2 separate regions of the Homo sapiens genome follow, and region 2 is linked to region 1. A link is an interaction called in ENCODE POLR2A ChIA-PET data of the cell type or tissue named here. Cell type or tissue: Panc1. All regions are shown on one strand. Each heading gives the region's core, and the rest is flanking DNA. Links, peaks and the distances in the headings are about the cores only.

Region 1 (10,136 bases), core at 3,828-6,327:
ATTCCTGAGGAAGGCGCCCGCCCACGTGGGTCCCAGAGCAGGCCACGCGCATGGGAGCTGGCTATCATTTCCTGGTTCCAGCGAGGTCTAGGGCCGCGTAGCGTTTCCAGAAGACATTTTGTTTTTATTCCACCTCTGAAATGAGAACCGCAGGCTTTCTCTTCTACTTAAGAGTTTCACGTCATTTTGCCATAAGAATGCATCTGGTCTGAATTTCAGGGTGAGCATGGGCAGCACAGGCCCAAATCAGAAAACATTCAGGTACCCAGGCGGGCCGCCTGTTGCCCATAGAAGGACTGTTCACACAGCTATTCAAGGCAGCGGCAGCATTCCTGGGCCCAGGAGCAGGGCCAATAGCTTCCTTGCACAGGCTTTGTGACAAGAAAGGCTGAGTAGCCAGGAAGTGGAATGTTTGTAGGGAAAAGAACTCCCGTCCCCTGGGTCAGCTTACCCATCTTGCGTAAGTCCAGTGATTAAATCAATAATGTTTCCATAGTTGAGGATTGAGTACGGTTTTTCTGTATTCCCAATAACAGGGATTTTTAAACATCATATTTCAGTCTTACTATGTAGCCTTGAAGAATAATGATGTATTTATTGAAATGGAAAGATGTTTGAGCTATAAAGCGAAAAATCAGATTACTCATTGTATGACCCAAATTGATTTATATGTATTCATATGCCTAAAAAAATTTATTAAGTTAACATTTTCGGCCAGGCGCCGTGGCTCACGCCTGTAATCCCAGCACTTTGGGAGGCCGAGGTGGGTGGATCACCTGAGGTAGCGAGTTCGAGACCAGCCTGGCCAATATGGCGAAACCCTGTCTCTACTAAAAATAAAACAATTATAATTAGCTGGGTGCTGTGGCGCACGCCTGTAATCCCAGCTACGCGGAGGCTGAGGCTGGGGCAAGATTTCTTGAGGCCAGGAGTTTGAGACCAGCCTGGGCAACATAGTGGGACCCAATATTTTGTCTCAACAAAAAGTTTTCAAATTGGCCAGGCGTGGTGGCATGCACCTTTAGTCTCAGCTACTTGGGAGGCTGAAGTGGGAAGATCACATAAGCCCAGATGACAGTGAGCTGTCATTGTTCCACTGCTCCCACTCTGCCTGCCCCACCCCTGAAAAAAAGAAAGAGCTAAATAGCATGCCTGGGTTAGTAGGTTATTCAAAATTCCTAACACAGCTGATAGGTCTAAATCGGTTCCTTTCTTTTCTCACCACATTCCTTTGTTGAATTATCTATATATATACATGGTTTCACATGCCTGGTAGGCCCCGGTTATCAATGAAATACTTCTTTTCTCAAGATATGAATTCTTAATTTTACTTTGAACTTAAATTAACATTAACAGATAATGTACGTGTAGTACAGAAAGAGAATGCAGGCAAGCAAAAACAAAATGAACATAACCACCTAGATGACATGTTGTTTGTTTTTTGAGACGGAGTCTCACTCTGTAGTGCACTGGCACGATCTGAGCTCACTGCAACCTCTGCCTCCAGGTTCAAACACTTCAAGCTTGAACCCGGGAGGAGGAGGTTACAATGAGCTGAGATCACGCTACTGCACTCCAGCCTGGGCGACAGAGTGAGACTTCATCTCAAAAAAAAAAAAATTAAAATTACAAAAATGGCCATTGCCTAAGCAATTTAAGATAATGTGATTTACCTGAACATTCTGAGGCTACAAATTAAAAAGTGATTTAATGTGTGATGTGATTTAACAAATAGTTATTATTTTAAAAAACAACTTAATTTTGGTATTTAAATTCTAATTTAAGGCAGACAGAGCAAGAGGTGACTAAAATTACGTTACCTTTTTTTTCTTGAGACAGAGTCTCGCTGTGTCACCCAGGCTGCAGTGCAGTGGCGCGATCTCGGCTCACCGCAACCTCTGCCTCCCGGGTTAAAGCAATTCTCCTGCCTCAGCCTTCCTGAGTGGCTGGGATTACAGGCATGCACCACCACTCTTGGCTAATTTTGTATTTTTAGTAAAGATGGGGTTTCTCCATGTTGGTCAGGCTGGTCTCAAACTCCTGACCTCAGATGATCCACCCGCCTCGGCCTCCCAAAGTGCTGGGATTACAGGCATGAGCCACCTGGTCTGGCCATGTTACCTTTTTTATTGAGACAGGATCTCCCTCTGTTGCCCAGGCTGGAGTGCAGTGGCACAATCTCAGCTAACTGCAACCTCTGCCTCCCAGGCTCAGGTGATCCTCCTACCTCAGCCTCCCCAGGAGCTGGGACTACAGGCGTGAGCCAACACGCTTGGTTAATTTTTTAAATTTTTTGTAGAGACGGGGTTTCGCTGTGTTACCCAGGTTGGTCTTAAACTCCTGGACTCAAGCAATCCTCCAGTCTTGGTGCTGAGCCAAAGTGCTGAGATTACAGGCATCAGCCACCATGCCAGACCCTAAGGTCATTTTAAAAGTGGCTGTTTACAGCCTGGCCAACGTGGTGAAACTCCATCTCTACTAAAAATACAAAAATTAGCCAAGCGCGGTGGTGCACATCTATAATCCCAGCTACTCCAGAGGCTGAGGCAGGAGAATCGCTTTAACCCAGGAGGCGGAGGTCACAATGAGCTGAGATCATGGGACTCAAGCATGGAGGACAGAGCAAGACTCCGTCTCAAAAAAAAAAAAAAAAGAGCAGCTGTTATTCTTTTTTTTTCTTTAAGAATATTTAGGAACACACTCCTTAGCCTTGATTACGTCCACAGCTATTGTGCCTTTTCTTGTATCATATCATACACTCTGATTTTTTCAGATTCCAGGTTTTCTAAGGTATAATGCACTTACCATATATAACTCCTTTTTTTTTTTCTTTTGAGACGAAGTCTCCCTGTGTCGCCTAGGTTGGAGTACAGTGGCGCAACCTCAGCTCACTGCAACCTCCGCCTCCTGAGTTCCAGTGATTCTCCTGCCTCAGCCTCTCGAGTAGCTAGGATCACAGGCACGCACCACAACACCTGGCTAATTTTTCTATTTTTTGTAGAGATGGCATTTCACCATGTTGGCCAGGCTGGTCTTGAACTCCTGACCTCAGGTGATCTGCCTACCTCAGCTTCCGCTGGGATTACAGGCATGAGCCATTGTGCCCAATCTAAACATTTTTTCTTTAAGGAATGTTGCGCTATTCTCTATTTATTAAATGCATTTACATATGTAAATGAGATAGGGTAAGTAAAAACATTTAAACAGTGTTTGACATATAGTATTAGTTATTATCTTTTTTTTTTGAAACAGAGTCTTGCTCTATTCCCCAGACTGGAGTGCAGTAGCATGATCTCGGCTCACTGCAACCTCCACCTCCCGTGTTCAAGCCATTCTCCTGCCTCAGGAGAGTAGGTGGGATTACAGGCACCTGTCACCATGCCTGGCTAATTTTTGTATTTTTTTGGTAGAGATGTGGTTTTGCCATGTTGGCCACGCTAGTCTCCAACTCCTGACCTCAAATGATCCATCTCCCTTGGCCTCCCAGTGTTCTGTGATTACAGGCGTGAGCCACAGCACCCCAGCCTTTAGCTATTAACTTTCTTTTTTCTTTTTTGGAGACAGAGTCTTGCTCTGTTGCCCAGGCTGGAGTGCAGTGGCGCAATTTCGGCTCACCACAACCTCTGCCTCCCAGGTTCAAGCGATTCTTCTACCTCAGCCTCCCAAGTAGCTGGGACTACAGGTGTGCGCCACCATGCCCAGCTAATTTTTATATTTAGTAGAGACGATGTGTCACTGTGTTGGCAAGGCTGGTCTCTAACTCCTGACCTCGTGATCCACCTGCCTCGACCTCCCAAAGTGCTGGGGTTACAGGTGTAAGCCACCATGTCCAGCTTAGCTATTACCTTTGTATTCTACCAGTATGAACTCAAGAAACTCATTTGATTCTTCTATCTGTAGGTCAGATTCACTGTGTGAAACACTGACAATATATGGTCTATAAATTATTAATGATTTCAAATGATTCACACACATATTCATACAGTTTTCAAGTTACTAAAAGCTGAAAAGAAGATTTTGTGGAATTTTCACTTTTTTCCCATCTCCTGGAAACGGAAGTGAGCAAGGCAGAAAACAGAGGGTAAAAAGAATTCCTAAGAATATACTGGGCTGGGCGTGGTGGCTCATGCCCATAATCCCAGCACTCTGGGAGGCCGAGGTGGGGAGATCGTTTGAGACCAGGAGTTCAAGATCAGCCTGGGCCATGTGGTGAAATCCCTTCTCTACAAAAAATACAAAAACAACCAGCACTTTGGGAGGCCGAGGAGGGCAGATCACGAGGTCAGGAGATCAAGACCATCCTGGCTAACGCAGTGAAACCCCATCTTTCTAAAAAAATAAAAAATTAGCCGGGCGTGGTGGCGGGCGCCTGTGGTCCCAGCTAGTCGGGAGGCTGAGGCAGGACAATGGCATGAACCCAGAAGGCGGAGCTTGCAGTGAGCCGAGATCGTGCCACTGCACTCCAGCCTGGGCGACACAGCAAGACTCCGCCTCAAAAAAACAAAAAACAAAAACAAAAAACAAAATAAGCTGGATATGCTGGTGCATGCCTGTAGTCCCAGCTACTAGGAAGGCTGAGGCAGGGGGATCACCTGAGCCCAGGAGGCCTAGGGTGCAGTGACTATAGTGAGCCGTGTTCGAACCACTGCACTCCGGGCTAAAAAAAAAAAAAAAAAAAAAGGCTGGGCGCAGTGGCTCAGGCCTGTAATCCCAGCACTTTGGGAGGCCGAGGCAGTCAGATCACCTGAGGTCAGGAGTTTGAGACTAGCCTGGCCAACATGGTGAAACTCTGTCTCTACTAAAAATATAAAAAATTAGGCTGGGTGCCGTGGCTCACACCTGTAATCCCAGCACTTTGGGAGGCCAAAATGGGCAGATCACAAGGTCAGAAGATGGAGACCATCTTGGCCAACATGGTGAAACCCTGTCTCTACTAAAATACAAAAAATTAGTTGGGCGTGGTGGCGTGCGCCTCTAGTCCCAGCTACTCGGGAGGCTGAGACAGCGGAATTGATTGAACGGGGGTGGCAGAGGTTGCAGTGAGCCGAGATCACCCTACTGCACTCCAGCCTGGCGACAGAGCAAGACTCCGTCTCAAAAAAAAAAAAAAAATTAAAAAATAAATAAATAAATAAATAAAAAATAAATAAATAAAAATTTACCGGGCGCGGTGGCACGCGCCTGTAATCCCAGCTACTTGGGAGGCTGAGGCAGGAGAATCTCTAGAACCCGGGAAGCAGAGGTTTCAGTGAGCCCAGATCGCGCCACTGCACTCAAGCCTGGGTGACAGAGCAAGACTCCGTCTCAGAAAAACAAAAACAAAAACTATTAAGCTGAACAAAAAGCTGAAACATTTGAAAAGCAAACCTTTGGTTATGCTCACACCTGCACTAAAGCACAGAGCTAAAATGGGAGACAGAAAGCTTTCTTGTATGTTCCCTCAAGTGGATGCAGTGTAGCTGCTGAGATTTAGGAAGGTGAAGCTATATTTGGTAACTCAATTAAAATAACCACATTCTCAAGTTACTTACCGGGAAACCATGGTATTCTTAGTATTTTTAACTTGTTGCAACCTGTGCTAACGTTGGCTTTTTTCCTCCTCTCCTAAGTAACTATAATCATCTGAGAATTAGTATTCAGCAGTTGGTATAATTAGTTTGTTTTTTGTTTTTAGCAGAAAACAAAGAATCATAGACTCCAAGGATCTGGCTACTGTGGTGAATGTTCTTGAACTAATCAAGGAATTTCAGATTCGCCCCCTGCAGCCCAGGAGTAGTACAATACACCTATGAAAAAAACGGGAGATACTGAACAAACCTAATCCTGTCACAGAAAATCAACTGTGTTTTTTGAGACGGAGTCTGACTCTGTCGCCAGGCTGCAGTGCAGTGGCATGATCTCCGCTCACTGCAACCTCTGCCTTCCGGGTTCACGCCATTCTCCTGCCTCAGCCTCCGGAGTAGCTGGGACTACAGATGCGTGCCACCACACCCAGATAATTTTTGTATTTTTAGTACAGACAGGGTTTCAACATGTTGGACAGGATGGTCTTGATCTCTTGACCTCGTGATTCGCCCGCCTCGGCCTCCCAAAGTGCTGGGATTACAGGCGTGAGAAAATCAACTTTATTACTCCACAGCTACATATTATGAGATCGTTTGGGTCAACTACAAGTGGTATAGTCCTTTTTCTGAATTTAGGGAAAGGATGCTAAACATTAATGTCTAAATTTCCTCCAAAGGGCTGTATTTCTAAGGGAAATGGAAAGACAAAAGAGGTCCTTTTTCTTGAAGTTTTCTCTTTCACTGGAGTAGCAGGAAGGTACAGGTCATATCTATGTACTAAAAATTACTGTTTACTAAAAACATATTCAATAAATATCTGGGTGCGGTGGCTTATGCCTGTAATCCCAGCACTTTGGGAGGCTGAGACAGGCAGATCACATGAGGCCAAGAGTTCAAGACCAGCCTGTCCAACATGGTGAAACCCCGTCTCTACTAAAAATACAAAAAATTAGCCGGGTGTTGTGGCGCATGCCTGTAATCCCAGCTCTCAGGAGGCTGAGGCAGGAGAATCGCTTGAACCCGGGAGATAGAGGTTGTGGTGAACCAGGATCACACCACTGTACTCCAGCAGGGGCAACAAGAGTGAAACTGTCTCAAAAAAGAAAGAAGAATAAACTCTCAAATTGGAAATGAAGGACCTACTCAGAATAATGGACTTGTTGACAAAACTGAGCTTAGAATTCACAGGCCTATATTGGACTACTTGGTTACATCAAGGAAGGAAAATCCCAAACATGGATTGAGTCAGGGGACAGATTTTCAGACTCAAGTGATAACTTTTGCTCAGAGTGGGTATTCACTCCAGGCAGGCAAGATAGCTCAGGACTGTAAACTCTACAATTTGGGAGGCCTGGGTGGGAGGATCCCTTGAGCCCAGGAGTTCCAGAACAGCCTTGGCAACATACGGAGACCCTGTCTTAAAAAAAAAAAAATTAGGCCTGGCATGGTGGCTCACGCCTGTTAATCCCAGCACTTTGGGGGAGGCTGAGGCGGGTGGCCATTCTTTCTTTTTTTGAGATGGAGTTTCGCTCTTGTTGCCCAGGCTGGAGTGCAATGGCGTGATCTCGGCTCACTGCAACCTCCACCTCCCTGACCCATGTCGGTCAGGCTGGTCTCGAACTCCTGACCTCAGGTGATCTGCCTGCCTCGGCCTCCCAAAGTGCTAGGATTACAGGTGTGAGCCACCGTGCCTGGCCCGATAATTTCTTAATATGTGTGTGTGTGGGAAAGGATTTAATGTTTATTATGTGACACATTTACCACAGGGGATAATAATGAGGTGTAAAAAAAAAAATCCCTCTTCTTTCACTTGGGTTTCACCTCTAATAATTATTCTTGGCCAGGCGCGGTGGCTCACGCCTGTAATCCCTGCACTTTGGGAGGCCTAGGTGTGCGGATCACGAGGTCAAGAGATCAAGACCATCTGGCCAACATGGTGAAACCCTGTCTGTACTAAAAATACAAAAACTAGCTGGGCGTGGTGGTGGGCGCTGGTAGTCCAGGCTACTTGGGAGGCTGAGGCAGGAGAATCGCTTGAACCCGGGAGGTGGAGGTTGCAGTGAGCTGAGATGGCGCCACTGTACTCCAGCCTGGCGACAGAGGGAGATTCTGTCTCCAAAAAAAAAAAGAATTATTCTTTTTGGTATTTACATTTTTAAACTACCAACGGGATCAACACCTTAGCAGTGTTTCTTATTCTGGCAAAACGAGTTGCTCCTTGTGAATATGACCTTGGGCAATACAGGCTAACTTCGGGGCATCTGCTTTGGTCACAGTAACCAGGTAACATTCCAAATCTGGCTAAATCATCTGTGCAATTGTATAAGAAGTTGTTAATCAAGTCTCGATGGGCCAAGTCCAATGTCTCTGTTTTAATCAGTAATTTCATGTTTTATCTTGTAAAGTACCTCAATTTATCACCTTTGGGAAGCCCTCCAATGGGCTACAATATTGCAGAAATAATAAAACAACAACAACAACAACAACAGTAAGCTACCATTTATTTAGCCAGGCACTACGCTAAAATTTAACAGCTTAGGAAACTGAGGCTCAGAGAAGTATTTTTTTTTTTTTTTTTGAGACAGAGTCTCGCTCTGTCGCCCAGGCTGGAGTGCAGTGGCACGATCTCGGCTCACTGCAAGCTCCGCCTCCCGGGTTCAAGCAATTCTCCCGCCTCAGCCTCCCGAGTAGCTGGGATTACAGGTGTCCGCCACCACGCCCATCTAATTTTTGTATTTTTAGTAAAGACGGGGTTTCACCATGTTGGTCAGGCTGGTTTCGAACTCCTGACCTCGTGATCCACCCGCCTCGGCCTCCCAAAGTGCTGGGAATACAGGCGCGAGCCACCGCGCCCGGCCGCTCAGAGAAGTATTTCTAAGATTAACACCATCTCCTAACTATTAAATATCTTCATCAGAATGATCATAACCCTTGAAATAGCAACAGCCAGCTTGATGGAGCATTCGGCGCCTGTCAAATATCTTACTAGTATCTCCAAGAGTTCGTTTTCTAATTTGAATTTTCAATTTTGTGTCACTCCCCTTTAACTTCTTCGAAGCTACCAAACAGGTTACTGAATCATCTGCGTTTTGTACTTACCTTTTTCCCCCACTTTCGAATATTAAAAATGTTCCCGTCAGACCGCCTTTTGGTCACCGCATAGGGGCAGTCCCCACCGTGTCCGGCCAGCCTTCCACACGTACAGCTGTCGGATACTCTGCGGTCCAGCGTTTACACACTGCCCATCCCAGTTAAACACCACTAAACAAGTACCAGTCGATGCCAGCGCCAAACACCGCGTCTCCGCCTCGCCCTGCGGGCCGGAGGATATTCAGGAGAGTGGGAAAACGGCCGGTCCCAAGGTTAGGCTTAGGCGGCAACAGAAAGCAAACTGAACGCACACCTCTTTAGAACACTGACAACGCTGGCCCGGTGTTTTTAATGCACGAACCCGGCCACCTCGAGTGAATCCCGCAGATGCCTAGAGAAGAGCCCGGTCCAGTCCCGGCCCCGCGGGCCCGGAGCAGGGAGCCGCACGAAGCCCGCAGCCGCGAAAACAACTTCGCTGAGCCCGGCCTGGAGCGGGGGCCGGGCGGCGACTCCGCCCTCAGCGGGGAGCGGGGAGCGGGGAGCGATGCCCGGGGCGGCCGCGACGTCAGCGTCCCCGCCCCTGCCGCCCCTACTCCCGGCCAGGCCTCGGGGACCCCCGCCCCACAAAGGGGCGCGAACCCCAAGTAGGAGACGAGGAAGGGTAGGTGCCAGCCGCCGCCGCCCTTCGCAACCCGGGCCGTCAGCCCCGCCCCCACCGCCGCAGCGACTCCCGCCCCCGCGCCCGCCGAGACCAAGGCGCTACCGCTCACACTGCCCCTCCCCCCGCGGCCGAGCCGGCGCGGGCCCCCGCACCTCCCCCGCTCGCGCGGCCTCGAGTCCAGAAGACCCGCCTCCACACACCGGGGCCGCCGCCGCGGAGCCTCATGGGGGTTGGAGTCCCCAAGGTTTCCTTTGTGCGCAGTATTGGCGGGGCCTTGGACTACCACTCCCACAAGGCACCGCGCCCGCCTCCCGCGCCACGCCCCCTCGCCGCTGGCTTCCAGTCGCCACCCAGACTACATTTCCCGACAGGCCTCCCGGCTCTCCCGCCCTCCCTCCCGAGACACGAGCCGAACTGGGCGTCAGGTCGGGGAGCCGGTCGGGTTCCCGCTCACCGCCGCCGCCGCCGCCCCCTGCAGCCACTCTCCCGCCTCTACCGCCGCGGGAGCTGCATCGTCCACTCCGGTCGGCGGTGGAACCGCCAGTCCGGGGTCACAGAGCTTGAGAAGCGACGCGCTGAGCCCCCCATCACCTCCAGCCCGGGCGACCCCTCCCGGGTCCGCCCTCGCCCTGCGCAGCCGCCCGAGCCCCCAGCCCCGGGCGGCCCCGCTCCAGCATCCCAGCTCCTGCACTCTCGCAGCCGCCGCCGCCCCCCGCCCGGAACATGGACTCTGACTCTTGCGCCGCCGCCTTCCACCCGGAGGTGAGTGAAGCTGTGCGTCCGAATCGCCCCCGACCACCCCCTCCGCGATCCTGCCGTCC
Region 2 (10,136 bases), core at 3,136-5,635, 100 kb before region 1:
CCCAGGCTCACCCACCCGACCGCCTCAGCTCATGCATGAGACCTGTTCACGTGCTGTGACCCAGCCGCTGTGTGCAGCCCCCCGGCGCCTCTCTGCCGGCCCCGGGGAGAGCTGGGGCAGGCACACACGGGTGAACAGGTCTCAGTTCTGGTGCTCAGGCTGAGGGTGTGCATGGTGCATCTGGGTGCCACCACTTGGGATCTCAAAGGCCTCGCCACACCTCACCAGGATAAAGGGGATTCCAAGAATGGCCTTGACTCAGAGAGTGGGCATGGATATTCCAGGAGCCTAGTTTTAAAGAGCTTTGAGGCTGGACATGGTGGCTTATACCCATAATCCCAACACTTTGGGAAGCCAAGGAGGCAGAAGGATCATTTTAGTCCAGATGCTCAAGACCAGCCTGGGCAACATAGAGAGACTCCATCTCTACAAAAACATTAAAAAACCAGCAGGGCCTGGTGGTGTGCACCTGCAGTCCCAGCTGCTTGGGAGGCTGAGGCAGGAGTGCTGCTTCAGGTCAGATGCAGTGAGCTGTGATCTCGCCACTGCACTCCAGCCTGGGTAACAGAGCAAGACAACCCTGTCTTTTTTTTTTTTTTTTTTCAGATGGAGTTTTGCTCTTGTCACCCAGGATGGAGTGCAATGGTATGATCTCGGCTCACTGAACCTCTGCCTCCCGGGTTCAAGTGATTCTCCTGCCTCAGCCTCCCAAGTAGCTGGGATTACAGGTGCCTGCCACCATGCCTGGCTAATTTTTTGTATTTTTTAGTAGACACATGGTTTCACCATGCTGGCCAGGTTGGTCTTGAAGTCCTGACCTTAGGTGATCCACCCGCCTCGGCCTAGCAAAGTGCTGGGATTACAGGCATAAGCCACCGTGCCCGGCCTACCCTGTCTTAAAGAGAAAAATAAAGAGCACTTGGCACTGGGTATGCCCTCTCTACGTTAGCTCTGTGGCCAGTGTGATCAAGGGGCCCCAGAGCTGTGAAACCCCAGAAGCAGGAGCCGCCTGCCCCAGAGGCAGGAGAGACAGGCAGCTTCATAGATGTGATTCCTGCATCTGAGCCGTGAGGGCATCCCAAGGGGAGGGACCAGCAGGATGACTGAGATGTACAGAACAACTAAGAGAGCCCAGGGAGGGCCTGCCTCTGCAGACGGCGAGCAGCCCCACTTTGCCCCACCCTGCCAAGGGGAGCACAGTCTGAGTGGGGGCGAGAGGTGGGACACAGGCTCCCATTGGCTGGCCCTGCTGGCTTGGGGCTGGGTGGCTAAACGACCTGGGTCAAGTCTCTGGCTCTGTTGGGTCCTGTAGCACCGTACCTGCCTCAGGTAGGCAGGAAGCTGCCGGGTGAAGAAATAGAGCAGCCTGCCCCCGATCCCACCCTCCGACTCCAGGACAGTGCCCGGCTGAGGGTGGAGGGGAGATTTGCCCCCCCAACATCAGCTGCCACACTCCTCCTCACCCCACCCCCACATCCCGTGCTGCCTCCCGCATCCCCACTGCCTCCACCAGCTGGGCAGCTGGGCCGCCCCTCTCATGTCCTGCCCTCCCTGCCTTCTGCGCACGTCCCGATGGGGCCTGGAGTTGCTGGGGCCTGTGGGACACTGTACCTGCCTCTCCTGACAAGCAGCCACATTCCCCCTCCTCCACAGTGGGGGGCTGGTCACAGGCAGGGACGCCTGGCCTTCATGCCCACCCGGCATCGTCCTCTCTCCTGGGAGCAGCACTTCCCTTCTCTCTTTTTTTTTCTTTTTTTTTTTTTTTGAGATGGAGTCTCGCTCTGTCACCCATGCTGGAGTGCAGTGGCACAATCTTGGCTCACTGCAAACTACACCTCCCGGGTTCACGCCATTCTCCTGCCTCAGCCTCCGGAGTAACTGGGACTACAGGCGCCCGCCACCACGCCCAGCTAATTTTTTGTGTTTTTAGTAGAGACGGGGTTTCACCGTGTTAGTCAGGCTGGTCTCGATTCCCTGACCTCGTGATCCGCCTGCCTCGGCCTCCCAAAGTGCTGGGATTACAGGCATGAGCCACCGTGCCCAGCCTACACCTCCCTTTTCAAAACCCTTCGCTGTATGGTCTGCGGGCTCCCTCTTGCCTCCCAATGTGGACCGCAGGCTGAACCGTCACTCTCCCTGCCTCTGGCCTCACGGATGGGCTCAGGGAAGGACCACGCCAGCCTGGGGAGACTCATCCAGGACAGGCTCCTGCTCCCTGGGCTTGTGGCCTGGGGGAGGCCAGCTCCTGGGCCCGAGGATGAGGCTAATGGAGAAGAGAACCCAGGCCCAGGCCCCGGCCCCAGACAGTTCCACAGTGCTGGGAGCTGGAGATCAGCGCTCCGGTAGCTTCTGCGGACCGGACTCAAGTTTCTGTCACTGCACCAAAGCTCCCTGACAGAGCTAGGTCCCCAGCCCACAGTGCCGGTCAGCCCACTGTGCCGACCAGCCTACAGTACCGACCAGCCCACGATGCCGACCAGCCTACGGTGCCGACCAGCTGAGCTGAGCGGACAGAATGGGCATCCGACAGCCAGCACAGGTGCGCCCTGCCTCTGCCACCGCTGTTTGAAGCTCCCTGTGTGTCATCCCCATTAGTGCTCTCAGCCTCCCAGTGACCCCCAAGGCATCATTATTCCCATTCACAGCTCCCCAACCTCTCACCCCCAGGAGCAGTCCAACGTCCCACCCCTCTAAACACAAGCCACGGGGCTCAGCGTCCCCGAGAGCTCATCCTGCCTCTTCAGGGGCTTAAACTCCCTGTACCTCTGTTTCCTCATCTGTAAAATGGGGACAAAAGGAGAAATGACCCACGTCCTGGGACCTGGAACGTGAATGTTCCAGAACATCTCATTACACCACCCAGCCCTGAGAAAACACCATGGCCTGATCTTGCGGGCGGGGTGAGAGCAGAGGCAGAGGCCAGGCCTGAAGCCCAGTGCAGGGCCCACGCTGCCCAGCCAGGCCAGCCCTGGAGGAAGGACAGCCTCCTCAGCTGCTTGCCTGCCCTCTGGCCCCCAGGGTCCTCATTTCCGGGTCCTCTCCTGCACCAGCGGCAGCTCTCAGGAGTGGCTCTGGCCCCCACACCACCGTGGAGCAAGTGACTGTCAGCAGCATGTGTGTGTGAATGGGCTACAGGCCCTGGCTGGGCAGGCCCGGTGCCAGAGCCTGCTGAAAGTCCTCCCGGGAGGTGGGTTCGCACCTACCCCCGAGGTCCTCGATGATGTCCAGGGTGGAGCTCCACGAGAAACGCTCCACCGTCCCCAGCTCCAGCTCGGCCAGGTCGCCGGGCAGGGCCTCCAGCTCGTAGGTGCCCCGCTTCCTCCAGTAGAGAAACATGCTGAGGCCAGGGGAGGCCGCCCCGCCTGGCCCGCGCCCTCGGAGGCTGGGTGGCCTGGGGACGGGACGCAGGGAGTGCAGGGGCGCAGGGGGTTTCAGGGACCACTGGGGCTGGCCTCGGCTGGCAGGCGCTCCCTCCTCTGGAAGGGGAGCATTCTGGGAGCGGCTGGGGGCCTCAGAGCTGACCAATGGCCAGGGCCCCGGCCCCACACAAAGCGCCTTTCTTCCCCTCCTACAGACATTTTACAAATTTCGCCTTCCCGGCCCCCTCGGAGCCCCCACCGAGGAGACGGGCTGGCCGTCTGGGGACGACAGAGGCCCGGAAAAGAGTGCGATTGTTTCGTGGTCTCTTTGCTAAGATAGGTTTCCAGAGAAGAAAAATGTGCTGCCCGAGGAGCAATTCCGGCTCCCCACCCCTGACCTGTGACCCCGCTCCCAGCCCCAGTGGAACCCTGCAGGATTTCTCAGTGAGGAACAGAAGCACCTGTGGGGACGCCGTGGGCTGCCCCTAGAGATGATTCCAGCTCCTGCCTGGACCCTCCCCAGGAAGCTCAAGGCATGTCCCTCACCTCCACTGAGCCGAGGCCCCCAGAGGCCCCCCAGCAGGGCAGGAGCTGTGGGCCAGGCCTCACCCTCAGCCTGCCTGTGAGGTCTGGGCTCTGCTCTCTGGGCTCCCTTTCGGGGCTGGCCACACTTCACCAGGCTGCCTCCTCCTTCAGATCATGTCGCCTACACCAATGGCAGCGCAGGCATAGAGCCCTAGGCAGCCGAACCTCTGGCATCCTCAGGGGAGCCTCATTGCTCCCGAGCGGCGGGTGGAGCTGGAGGAAGTCAGAGGGCTGGGGGTGCAGACCCTTCACAGAAAGAACCATGAGAAGAAGAAAAAGCGAGCGGACAGGCGGGGAAATGAAAAGCCACTGGTCAGTTGATTCCAGAGTGTTGTCCAAACTGCAAAATGTTCAAGCTAGAAAATAGCAACTCAAAGCCTATGGCAGCCCTCCTGTGGAGAGACCTCTGCCACGGTATCCACGTGACCTGTGCCCCAGCAGGGTCATTGTGGCTTTCCCTGCGTGTGTGGGCACTTCCTTCATGGCACAGATGAGGAAGCTGAGGCTCAGCTTACAAGGAATAGAACTTGTATTTGACCCCAAGACTGTCTAGCTTCAAAGCCAACTTGGGGACCTGAACAAGCAGCTGGGGGAGAAGGTGGGGGTGATCAGAGGGCCATGGGGCAGCCCTTCAGAAATCCAGACTTGAACGGGGCCAAGGGCAGCTTGCACTGGGCTCCCCAGCCAGGCTTTGCTGAGCCTCCTCTGTCTTACCCCACCTGTGCCCCCCCAGCCTGCCAGGTCTGAAGGAGCAGAGCCAGGGCAGAGCTGGCTCTCCTAACAGACCAGATGCCTGGCAACAGAGACCCAAGGCCCAGGCAGAGGGAGCTGGCAGCAGAAGGCTCTGTTTCCGGGGGGCGGGGGGATGGAGGGGTCACCCCAGGGCTGTGGCAGGGGGTGCTGGAGTGGCCATCCAGGCAGCCTGCACGCCCCCAGCTGAGGGCTAAGGTGCCAAGAGGTGGCTTGAATAATTCGAACCATATGCCTGCCTGGCCGGCCCCTCCCGCGCCGGCACGGGGCCAGGGAGGACAAACGCAGGCCCTTGGCCTTCATCACTGGCACCCACACGACCTGGGCCTGAGCCCACAGGAGCTGGGGGTGTCCCTGGCTCGTGTTCATGTGGCAAGTGGCCTGCCTGGGGGTGTCAGACTGAGGCTTAGGGAATAGGACCATCCATGGCCTGGCCAGCCATCTCTGTCTCAGACCCACCATAGCAGAGGCCAGGGCCAGTGGGGTGGGTCCTAGAGCCTTTACCCAGCCTCGGCCCCTCTTTGTCTGGGCTTGGTGGGAGCCACACCTGGTTATTATTTTAGGACAGCCAACCCCAGAACATCCCCGCCTGGGTGCAGCAGAGACTCCTTCCTACCCTCAACTGTGGGCTGAGCACAAGGGGACGCCCCTGCTGCAGCGGTCACCTGGGGCCCCACTCCCAGGCATCCATTTCGGGCTCGGAGGCTGAACCCTCCTGAGGGGCTGCAGCCCTGGATGCCAAGAGGAGGAGGCCGGGCTCCACCCTCCATCCTGACCACACGGAGCATCATCTTCTGTGTTCCCTCTGCCTCCAAATGTGCCTCCTGCCTCCCACCTCCCACCTTCGCTTGTGCTGTTCCTGCTGCCCGGCTGTCCTCCTCTGTCTCCCACGCTCCTTCCATACAAGGCTAGAGGGTCCCCCACCCAGCCTCCCGATGCAGGAAGGCAGAGGCAGCCCCAGTGGGTCAGGGGAGGCCCCCCCAGGCCAGTGAAGCGGACCCCCACAGTGCTCGAGGGTGCAGCGCCAGCCCCTCTCTCTGAGGCAGCAGCTGTCCAAGGCAGGTAGACACACCTGGGCCTTTTCCTCGGGTCTGGGGAAAACCAGGAAACAAGACTGACGAGCGATGCCGCTGACAAACACGGGGGTTGCTCTTGGTGCCTTCAGGGACAGCTGTCTGTCTTGCATTCTGTTGTGTGCCCAGCCTCAGGCAGGCTCTCCACTTACCATGGCCCAATGCCATACTGAGCAAGCACTATTCACACATCATCTCCAATCCACACTTCATCCCCAATAGCAGGTGCTACTGTCCCCACCACAGAGATGGAGAAGCTGAGGCCATGACAGGCAACTTGCCCAGGGCCACACAGAGCTAGGAAGAGGGAGAGCCAGGGCTGAGCCCCAGAGCGGTACACACACTGCTGGCCGCACTGCCCACCCCGCTCTAGGCCTGGCCCTCCTCACCCACCTGTAGCGCCTCTCGAAGTCACTGCTGGGTACAGACAGGGAGCTAGAGGCCCGAGAGAGGCAGGCGGGCCCTCAGCTGGAGGGCTGCTCTCCCACAGCCCCAGACCTATCTCGGGGGACTCAGTCCCCTGGAAGCCTCACGGCCTCTGGACAGGAAGATCCCAGGGGAGCAGAGACAATTGGTTTGTGCCCTCACGCGGGCTGCCCCTGGGGCTGGGAGCTGTGGCCCTGGGCCCGGAGACCCTAAGATTTGCCTCTCGTCCCACCTCTGGTTCCTTCTGTGCTCCAGTGAGCATCCCCTGGCCTGGGGCTGGAACCAGGACAGGCAGAGGGACAGGGGCTAAAGACAAGGGCCCGCTTCATCCCGTTCCTGGCAATGGCCTTGGACATGGGGAGGGGGCGAGTCCTCTGCAAACTACAGCTGTTTCCTTGAGAGCGGAAGTGCCAAGTGAGGGAGGACCCAAGCAGGGTCCACCCCCGCAAGGTCTCGCTGAGTAAGGGGCCAAAAGAGGAAGAGAAACAGGTGGCAGGACCCGGCCATCGACCCCCACGCCAGGAAGCCACGGCCACTCGGGAGACGTAGGCTCTGGGGCACTTTTCCTGCCTAAGCTCACAGGCTGGGGGCTCCACGGGCCCCTGAACATCCTTTCTCCCCTCAACCACCCTGGATGACCCCTTCCCACTGCAGGGGTTTTCTGAGGGCAGCCCCCGGCAGGGGAGGGCTTGGTTCAGGGTTAGGCTTCTGCCTCCCAAGCTGGGCAGCCTCGGCCGTGACACTTCCCGATTCCACATCTGTAAAATGGGTTAAGGAGAGAGCCCCCCAGGGTGTCATCTCCACAAGACCCTGCACGCACAGGGCTTAGCAGGGAGCCTGGCGCAGGGTGAGTGCTCACCCCAAAGGGATAGACTTGGTGGGGAGTCCCTGTACCCAACAAGAGCCCCGTTCCTCCCCGTCCCCAGGCAAGGCCCACTGTGGCCTCTTGTGGACCCCAGGGCCCCAGGTGCAGGTAACCACATTCCTCCCTTCCTCTCCCGGTGTCTGAGGAGGCCTGTCTGGACCCCCAGGGCAGCCGGGGAGAGCCAGCTGCGTGCATGCGGGGCCGCCATGCCCAGTTCTAGCTACCCGGCTCTCATGAGAAGCACCCAGGCAGCCATGCTGTGGGTGAGTGTTTCTGCACAGGCCAGGCTGCAGAGCCCCATTATGTAATCTGGAGAGAGTGGGCGCTAGCCACTCCCCCTGCCCTCTGGCTCTCCTGTCTCTGTTCTTCTGGCCAGGCCCTCCCCAAACGCTCCACCAGGCCAAGTAAAAAGAAGAATCTGCCTCTGCCCGGCCGGGCACAGTGGCTCACGCCTGTAATCCCAGCACTTTGGGAGGCCAAGGCAGGTGGATCACGAGGTCAGGAGTTCAAGACCAGCCTGGCCAAGATGATGAAACCCCGTCTCTACTAAAAATACAAAAATTAGCCAGGAGGGGTGGCAGGCACCTGTAATCCCAACTACTTGGGAGGCTGAGGCAGAGAATTGCTTTAACCTGGGATGCAGAGGTTGCAGTGAGCTGAGATCATGCCACTGCAATCTAGCCTGGGTGACAGAATGAGACTCTGTCTCCAAAAAAGAAAAGAATCTGCCTCTGCCCTCTGGAGGCACAGGCTGAGAACCCTACAGGGCCAATACCTGATAGTGACCCTGGGGGCGGGGGCCAGGTGGGGCGGAGGCCAACCCACCAGCCAGCAAGCAGTGGGCCCAGTGTCAGCACCTGTGGGAGGGGTGAACAGGGCGTGGTGCGGGCAGCACAGACCCTTCCTCCAAATTAAACAATTCTGGGCTGGGCACAGTGGCTCATGCCTACAATCCCAGCACTTTGGGAGGCCAAGGCGGGTGGGGATCACTTTAGGTCAGGAGTTCGAGACTAGCCTGGCCAACATGATGACATCCCGTCTCTACTAAAAATACAAAAATTAGCCAAGTGTGGTGGCAGGTGCCCGTAATCTCAGCTACTCAGGAGGCTGAGGCAGGAGAGTCGCTTGAACCTGGGAGGCAGAAGTTGTAGTGAGCCGAGATCGCGCCACTACACTCCAGCCTCAGCGACCGAGTGAAACTGTGTCAAAAAAAAAAAAAAGTTAAACAATTCTGAAGGCCAGATGCGTGGGTCCAGTGCCCCAGCCCATCTGCCAGTCCATTTGTTTGGAAGATGCTGGTGGAAACCTGGGCCACAACCACCTGGCCCCTGGCCAGCCCGTCCTTGAGCTTCAACCAGGCCTCAGCCTTAGCCCCCAACACCCTCCCCTCCCCACAGTCTCTGATGGGCCCTGTGCCAGCCCTGGGTGCTGCTGGGGTGGGGGATGGACCAAAGAGGACAGGCACCACCAACAAGGACGGTCACTGACTCCTCCAGCCTGGGTTTCCTCCTCTGTAAAATGGAGACAATCCTAAGCCCCGACTAGGGTGATTAAATGAGGCTGCCTGTATGAAAGGACCCCGCTTGGAGCCTGGCAAGCCCGAGAGAAACGTCTGAAGGGGGCTGGCGGTCACCCAGCAGCTGCCGATGCCCACCGCCCCCAAGACAGGAGGGATCCGAGAGGGGTCCCACACACTCCTGTGCTGCCCAGACAGGCCTTTCTCCAATCCTCAGGGCCCCCAGGCGCTGGGACTGAGGCATGTGAGATGGGGGACTGAGGCAGCAGGGCCACGACAGGGCTCACAGAGCGAGGACTGGGCCGGCAGAGCCATGCAGTGGCTTCACCTCCAGGCCTGGAGTGGGCACTGCAGGCTGCCTGACTGCAGCCCCCCCAGAGAGGCTGCCCCCAGCACTGCAGAGAGTGAGTGTGTGACTGCCACTATGGCCTGAATAGAGGAAGGGGGAGAGGGTTCTGCTGGCAGGAAGCCCAGGGCCGGGCAGGGGAGAGGCCCTTGGAAGCCGGGGAGCCCGTGCTACTCTCTTCCCTGTGCTCAGGAACAGACTCCTGCTGGGCCAGGGACCCTCTCAGCCCCCTTTCCCTGGCTGTCCTTACAGCAGGGACACTAACATCTGCCGGTGTCCTATGTATTATACCAGGACTCTGGACCAAGGGCCTTCAAGGTGGCATCTCCTTTAATCTACCCAGTGGCCCTGTGATTGGATCACCATCACCCCGTTTTACAGAGGAGGAAGCGGAGGCTCGGGACGCCTGGAGACCTGCCCATGTCGCTCGGAAGGGGTTGGGTGCTGCCGCAGGGTCTGTCCACCACCCTCCATACCATTGGCTCCTCCTTCACAGCCGAGATATTTGAGCTCCACATGCTGTGGGGTCATCCCAGGCCGAGCGAGTTGTCCTTCCTGCTCAGCACTGTTCAAGCCCTGAGGCCACGTGAGCTCAAGTGGGCTTCTCCCAGCCCCAGATGTGCCCCCTGACTTGGACTCTGGGAGCCATTCAGGCCTGGACAAACCTCCCTGACCTTCGAGCCCACTGGCATGGGCCCCTCCCCGGGCTACCGAGTGTGTGGGGGGCAGGGAAGCCAGACAGTGGGGCCCTCAGGCCCACTCGGCTCACCAGCAGGGTGGGAGGCCCAGTCACTGCCCAGCATCTGGCCGGACCATCATCACCCACCCAACCACCAGCTGCAGCCTCGGGACAACTGCAGCCTGGGGCGGGCCGACCACAAACCAGCTCCCACACTGTTCTAAGCTCTGTCTCCAGGATGTCTTTCAGTGCCATCAGCCCTGCCCTGCGCTGGCACAGCCTCAGGCCACCACCGCCCTGCCTCAGTCCCTCCCCGTCTCACATTTACCCCCTCCAACACAGCCTCCAGAACCAGCCGGGCTCCCCGGGTTCAAATCCCAGCTCCAGCTCCTGCCGGCTGTGCCATCTCGAACAAGTTGGGCCTCAGTTTCCTCATTTATACAGCGTAGGCCTCACAGGCCTCACAGGGTGGCCATGGGGGGGTGAATAAATTAATCCAGGAGAGTCCCCTCCAAACTCAGAGACAGTGGCCAACAG

What was found. ChIA-PET counts read pairs that join two places held together with the same protein. Peaks named below come from ENCODE experiments on the same cell type or tissue, not always from the same donor. Only the 100,000 strongest peaks of a DNase experiment are listed, where the experiment ranks them.
Region 2: POLR2A ChIA-PET joins it to region 1 with 17 read pairs; 9 of 35 experiments call an interaction of 5 or more read pairs at or near these places.

The regions. Positions count from the first base shown.
Region 1 is chr1:6,604,029-6,614,164 of GRCh38, forward strand. LOC107984913 (a long non-coding RNA gene) reads right to left here and starts at 9,359. Exons shown (of 2, transcript XR_001737882.3): 1 at 8,664-9,359; 2 at 1-619. It overlaps PHF13 (PHD finger protein 13), which reads left to right and starts at 9,703. Exons shown (of 4, transcript NM_153812.3): 1 at 9,703-10,077. The coding sequence starts at 10,039. RefSeq lists silencers at 211-559, 9,152-9,201, 9,252-10,031. In Panc1, for the core only: no CTCF peak of the experiment used is centred there; no DNase peak of the experiment used is centred there; H3K27ac peaks cover 574 bases.
Region 2 is chr1:6,502,823-6,512,958 of GRCh38, forward strand. It overlaps a transcript of PLEKHG5 not described here. Among named protein-coding and RNA genes, the nearest start is that of PLEKHG5, 16 kb to the left of the region's middle. RefSeq lists enhancers at 1-412, 3,975-4,475, 8,738-9,552. In Panc1, for the core only: no CTCF peak of the experiment used is centred there; no DNase peak of the experiment used is centred there.